Linked DNA regions of Homo sapiens: region 1 is linked to region 2. Evidence: chromatin loops called from intact Hi-C (ENCODE). Cell type or tissue: IMR-90. All regions are shown on one strand. Links, peaks and the distances in the headings refer to the core of each region. The heading gives the core; the rest is flanking DNA. Region 1 has its middle 250 kb from the start of MIR5702. Region 2 has its middle 300 kb from the start of MIR5702.

Evidence for each region. A loop is a pair of places that touch in the nucleus more often than their neighbours do. Peaks named below come from ENCODE experiments on the same cell type or tissue, not always from the same donor. Only the 100,000 strongest peaks of a DNase experiment are listed, where the experiment ranks them.
Region 1: a loop joins it to region 2, with 2.0 times the contacts of the local background. A loop is called at or near these places in 2 of 110 quality-filtered maps.

Annotation. Positions count from the first base shown.
Region 1 is chr2:226,406,090-226,409,013 of GRCh38, forward strand. No RefSeq gene overlaps it. Among named protein-coding and RNA genes, the nearest start is that of MIR5702, 250 kb to the right of the region's middle. In IMR-90, for the core only: no CTCF peak of the experiment used is centred there; no DNase peak of the experiment used is centred there.
Region 2 is chr2:226,352,964-226,355,887 of GRCh38, forward strand. No RefSeq gene overlaps it. Among named protein-coding and RNA genes, the nearest start is that of MIR5702, 300 kb to the right of the region's middle. In IMR-90, for the core only: no CTCF peak of the experiment used is centred there; a DNase peak (open chromatin) is centred at 1,668; H3K27ac peaks cover 300 bases.

The DNA of each region.
Region 1 (2,924 bases), core at 101-2,600, 53 kb after region 2:
TCTATTAAAAATACAAAAATTAGCCAGGCGTGGTGGCTCGCGCCTGTAATCCCAGCTACTCGGGAGGCTGAGGCATGAGAATCTCTCGAACCCGGGAGGCAGAGGCTGCCAGTGAGCCAAGATCACGCCACTGCACTCCAGCCTGGGCAACAGAGTGAAACTCTGTCTCAATAAAAATAAAATAAAAAATATACTTGCAAACTTTCATTAGTAGAGTGACACAACTAATGGGCTTTCTTGCTATCAGCAATACTAACTAGATGGAATTTTCAAAGTTAAAGGTATAGCGCTTCTCTACCTTAAAGCAACCTTTTAAATCACAATACTCAACTCTATTTTTCAAAAGAAGATACAAGGTGAGTGGGATGAAGTAATGTGCTTAAGATTACACATGCAGTAAACTGCAGGGAAAAATCTATTTCTAACTTCAATTCATTTATGTATTGAATTTATTCAAGTATTTATTGAATGTCTACTGCATACTGAATCCTGGACTGTACTGTGAAGTGAAGATACAACTGAAAGCAAGGATGTCAGGTCTCTGCCCACACAGAATTTTCCTTCTACTAAGATGATACAGAAAGTGACAGAGAAAATAGATAAGATAATTTCAGATATTGACAGAAAGCAAGAACATAATAGAGAACAATGTCAGGGGACAACCTAAGAAAGTACTAGAAACGCCTCTTTGAGGAAATGGCATTTGAAGTGAACTGTGAATGACAGAAAAGACCGTAGGAAGTAAATACTTATGGGCAAAGAATTCTAGGAGGGTTCTTCAAAGAAGAAAGATTGTAACCTGTAACTTCTCAAAGCAATATTTAGAAGACTAATTTTCTAATTATCTACTTTATTGCCAGGATTTCAGAAGAAAACAAGTCTTTGATTTAAGTGATTCTGATTCAAAATGATACAAAAAGTTTTTTTAAAAAGAGAGAAGAAAGTCAAATGCCAAAAATTTTAAGCTCACCTGTCTCCTAGTAACCTTTATACCCAAAATAATATTTCTAGATCCTATTTTTAGAAATAGGCATGAAAGAAGTAATATGCCTATAATCACTCATCAACATTTCCTAAAAAGGAAACACAAAGAATAGGGGGAAAAAAAATAAAACAAAAAGCTTAGAGGTTAGCAGATCTGGAGTCTTTGGTATCCAGACATGATTTATGTCACAAACAAAAGCAGTAAGCTTGGACCACAATACAGAAGTGGAAGCTGGGAGAACTCAGAGCTTTGTAACTTCCCTAATAAATCACAATTACCAAAACATCAATGATAAATAGCTAGAATCTCAGCGTATTTAATAGCTTTCGCCATTTGTTGGCTTGTTGATCACTTGGTTCTTTTCTTCAAAAACTGGTGTTGGGTAGCTCAACCCCAACACATTAATGTTGAATTGTGAACCCTTGGAGACACCAGTTATAAAATTTAAAAGGAATTTACTATTATAAACAAGACTGGAGCACTGGGGAAAATTCTCTTGCATGAATCTATCCCACATTTTAGGAGAGGAAAAAGACTCCAAGATAGCTTTAGATTAAAAAAAGAGATGTTTAAAAACTCAAAAAAGAACTTAAAGAAAGAATGAAAGGAACATTGCTGGTTTTCATTTTTCAATGAGAATGTCTCCAAAAGAGCAATTAAGTAAGTTATTGGTGTGTCAATTTAAAAAAAAAAACTCAAAAGAACAGGTAAAACATTAGAGTTATCAATAAATCCAATAGAAAATGTTTTCACATAGACATAAATTTTTCTAAAATTTTAATATTTTCTTCTTGCGGAATGACTGCAATAACATTTACATGGTTTCTTCTAGTATCATTATGAAGCAGCATTGGTATCCCCATTTCTGAGATGGTAACAACTGAGACATTAAGGTTATTGAGGACAAACATAAAATGAGAAAATGCCGGAATCAGAATTAAATATAAAAATCTTTGTTTTTAGTAATTTCTTTATATCTACTTAACCAAAGTTATTTCTTTTACACTGCTAAAATATATTGGTTGACCATAACTTTAGCATTGGCTTGACAAAGTAACACCTGAATATAAATCTATACACCAATAGGATTTCCAGTTCTTCCTAAAGTTGAACCCAACACTTAGAGTCAATGCTGCTTCCGTAACTCACGCAAAGCAATCCTTCAGTCATCATGAATGGGATTCCATTCATAGCAAGAGTCTGCTCACCATCACTCTAAAATCCATTTCCGTTTTTGTCCCCACTGATTTCAATGAGAATTACAGTCAGGAGAAAGGTTTTTAATGAACCATGAATTGGTATTGTAAGCTGCTGTGTTTTTATGTAAAAAATGTGTCAGACAAAACTCGTCCTAAGGAGAACAGCTAAGTACATGTAAATGTTTCTCCTTATCACCACCATCTTTGTCTATGCTTTCTAGTTTGTTTTGTTTGGTTTGGTTAAGTTGATAAGTTGATTTGTTGATGGCTTTAAACTCAAACATTGCAGACAGCAACCATTAAAGAAAACACAAGTAGGAAGAGCCCTATCACAAAGTTATTACCACGTGAAATTTACTTCACGTTTTACATACAAAACGTTTGTTCATCCTGCCAGGTTTTTTCCTAAATTTGAACTACACTGCTAAATGTAGCAAGAAACAGACAGAGTTCCATGCAGCCCCAAAAGTGGGTGGATTACAGTTTATTTCAATTCTCCAAGAATTCTCTATTCTAAACTCATCTCACACATTTGATTTTATGAGTTGAAGTTTTAACTTAAAAATTAAACACAGATTATTGATAATGCGTACTTGAAACTAGTAAAACAAAATGTTTCCTGCTATTATATATAAGATGACTGCTCACCTGATCACCTACCCTTTCCAAAACACATAATCTAATTTACTGGCACATAAAATCCCCAATCAAGATATTCTTTTTAAACTATATGTCTTTGA
Region 2 (2,924 bases), core at 193-2,692:
CTACTTTGAATAATCAAGGACTTTATAACCTGAAAGAATATTGCCTTCACATAGACAGTAAGATTTAATTCAGTGTTTTGGAGCCCAGCAAACAAGTTCCCTGAGAGAACGCTTTCTTTAAACACAGCAACTCAGGCAACTTGCACATATATGAACCAAGAAGGCCTGGAACATTCAACAAGCTGGGTACAAGAGGAGCCACAAGAGCAAACTAAGCACACTTAAAAATAACAATACGGATAAGAAGGATAATAATTATAATCTCTCTGGTGAGATAGAAGATCACTGTGACCACCAGACACAATGCCAAATATCCTGTTGGCAGGGTGCTTCCTTGGCCCTTGTGCATTTGTGAGCCCAGAGCCAGGCTGCAGGCAGGCACCAGCCCCAGCTTTCACTTGCTCACCATCAAGTGACTGCCATGAGCTCAGGTTACAAATTTGTTTATATTTAGATGAACAGGTGTGTGGCTCAGTTCTAAATCAAGGCCGTGTCCTGCAGTTGTCATCTTAATGTGCTTCATATAGCTGGAATGATTTAACGTGGAAAAGGGCGACACTCCTACCCTGACTTACGCTTAGGGCTGCACCCAGCTTGTGGAAATTTTGTCATAAATTCTGTTCGAGATTCTGTGCATCATTCCCTCTTTGCATAAATCTGCAAAGGTTTTTTGTACTGGTTGGTGGTTTCCTGCAGGAAAAGGAATGAGAAGCCCAGGTTTCTAATGTGGCTTCATTACAAGAGCAGGTTACCTCTTCCCTCTTACCTTTGCAACCTGGGGATATTTTAAAATTGCCGATTTCCAGTTGGCCCCTCATGAATACACCAAGATTGTTGTGAAACTCAAATGATACCATTTAGGTGACTGTGCTTCATAAACACTAAAGTAGTCCACAAATGCAAAATCATATGATGCATATAAAAGAGCTTTATGAAGCTAAATACACTCTACAGATGCAAACTAGTACAGTGGATGAAAGTGTCCTGCAAGCAACGTTATAAATGTCAGAAACACGAGGGAATTCAAGACCAGGAGTTCTCAAAGATAGTGGCTTTTCAGTCAGCTTCTTCAATTGTCATTTTATTAAGAATGCTGATGAAAATATAACATATAAGGAAGTGGAAACACTGGTTACACTGTAATTATTCTGTTAAGTATTTGAGCTCTGGTACTTACACAGGTTTTCATTCTAAGAATTCCACATACCGGGTGACAGAGATAGGCTGTGTATCATTCTGTAACAACCCTAAAAGAAGTAGCTACAAAGTGGGAGGCTTTTCAATGAGGGAAGGAAAATAAAATTTTGTTCCCATTCAGATTTCACTTCTGTTTATATTATCATAAGGATCATTATGTGTTATTAAAAGTGATATAAGTATTTCATACAAGAAATAATTCTGACTTTTTATAAAGTAGCTTCATCATAGGTATCTCTTAATAAAAAGTTTCCTGTCTACCAAGTGACTCCTTTTGCCCATATTCTAGTGGACCTTCCACTAAATAAGTGAACAAATGCACAAGGATATTGGCCTTCCCAAGCATGCATGACACCATGGGCCTTGGAATGCACTTGAGTTTTTCTTGGTCATTCTATCCTCACTTATGTTTAAAGTCTCCTTAATTGCTCTGAAATACAGGCAAGTAGAGACAGATGTGTCACTACAGATATGCTTACCTAACAGACACAGGATTCCCAGCCTCAGAAAATCCCTGGGAGGGCCTCTAGTTCTCCCCTTCCCCCACAACAGGAAATCTCCCTGCAACTGCCTGGCCATGGCTGCCCTCCAAGTCAGATCTCTACTCAGCCAGGCCCCTGCTTAGTGCTGTGAGCTGCCTGGGGGATCTGGCCCCAGAGTCTTGTGCACTGACCAATCTCCTATGTTTTGGGAGGGTTGGTTGGTTGGTTGGTTGGTTGGTTGGTTGGTTGGTTGGTTTGGTTAGTTGGTTTTGAGATAGAGTCTTGCTCTGCCACCCAGGATAAAGTGCAGTGGCGTGACCTCGGCTCACTGCAACCTCTGTCTCCCAGGTTGAAGCGATTCTCATGTCTTAGCCTCCCAAGTAGCAGAGACTACAGGTGCATGCCACCAAGCCTGGCTACTTTTCTTTTTTTTTTTTTTTTTTTTTGTATTTTTAGTAGAATTGGGGTTTCACCATGTTGGCCAGGCTCGTCTCGAACTCCTGATCTCAAGTGATCCACCCGCCACGGCCTCCCAGCGTCCTGGGATTATAGGCATGAGTCACTGTGCCCAGTCCAATTTCCTCTGTATTTGAGCGAAGCTCAGACTGCAGGTGCTAATCTATTAGAGCCTGTAGAAGTCCTAATTCCTCTGTCTCTCTTTCCTGCTAGGAAGCCCTTGATGTTTTATCATAATGAAAGGGAAGAAATCTCCATTTGCTGCTGCCAACCTGGGCAGTGGCATGTCTAAAATGGTTTCAGTTAGATCTCAGGGATTTGCTTTTAAAGAAGTAAAACATTTCTCCTGCCTACTGTTACTTATCTTTTTAATCCAGAGGTATAAAAATTTTAGATTATTTAAAACAAGTGAGTAATGAAATATGCATTTTAAACAGATCATAACAAACTAAAGAAGGACACTAATGAGACTGATGGCCATCAGTGGAAGATGGTGGGGAAAAATAGAGGTGGGGTGATAGAAGCAGACAAATGGAGACAGTGGAGTGATGGAGAGAGAAGGCCAGCAGAAAGAATAACATGCAAACAGAGGAGGAGGACAGAATGAGAGTGAAGAAAGAAGGAAGGAAAGAAAAGAGGAAGGAGAGGAAAGGAGGAAAGAAGGAAGGAAGGGAAGAAGAGAGGGAGGAAGAAGGTAAAAGCCAACAGAAAGACAGAATTGCAAACAAGGAGGAGGACAGAGAGGGAGTGAAGAAAGGAAGCAAAGAGGATGCAAAGGAAGGAAGGAAG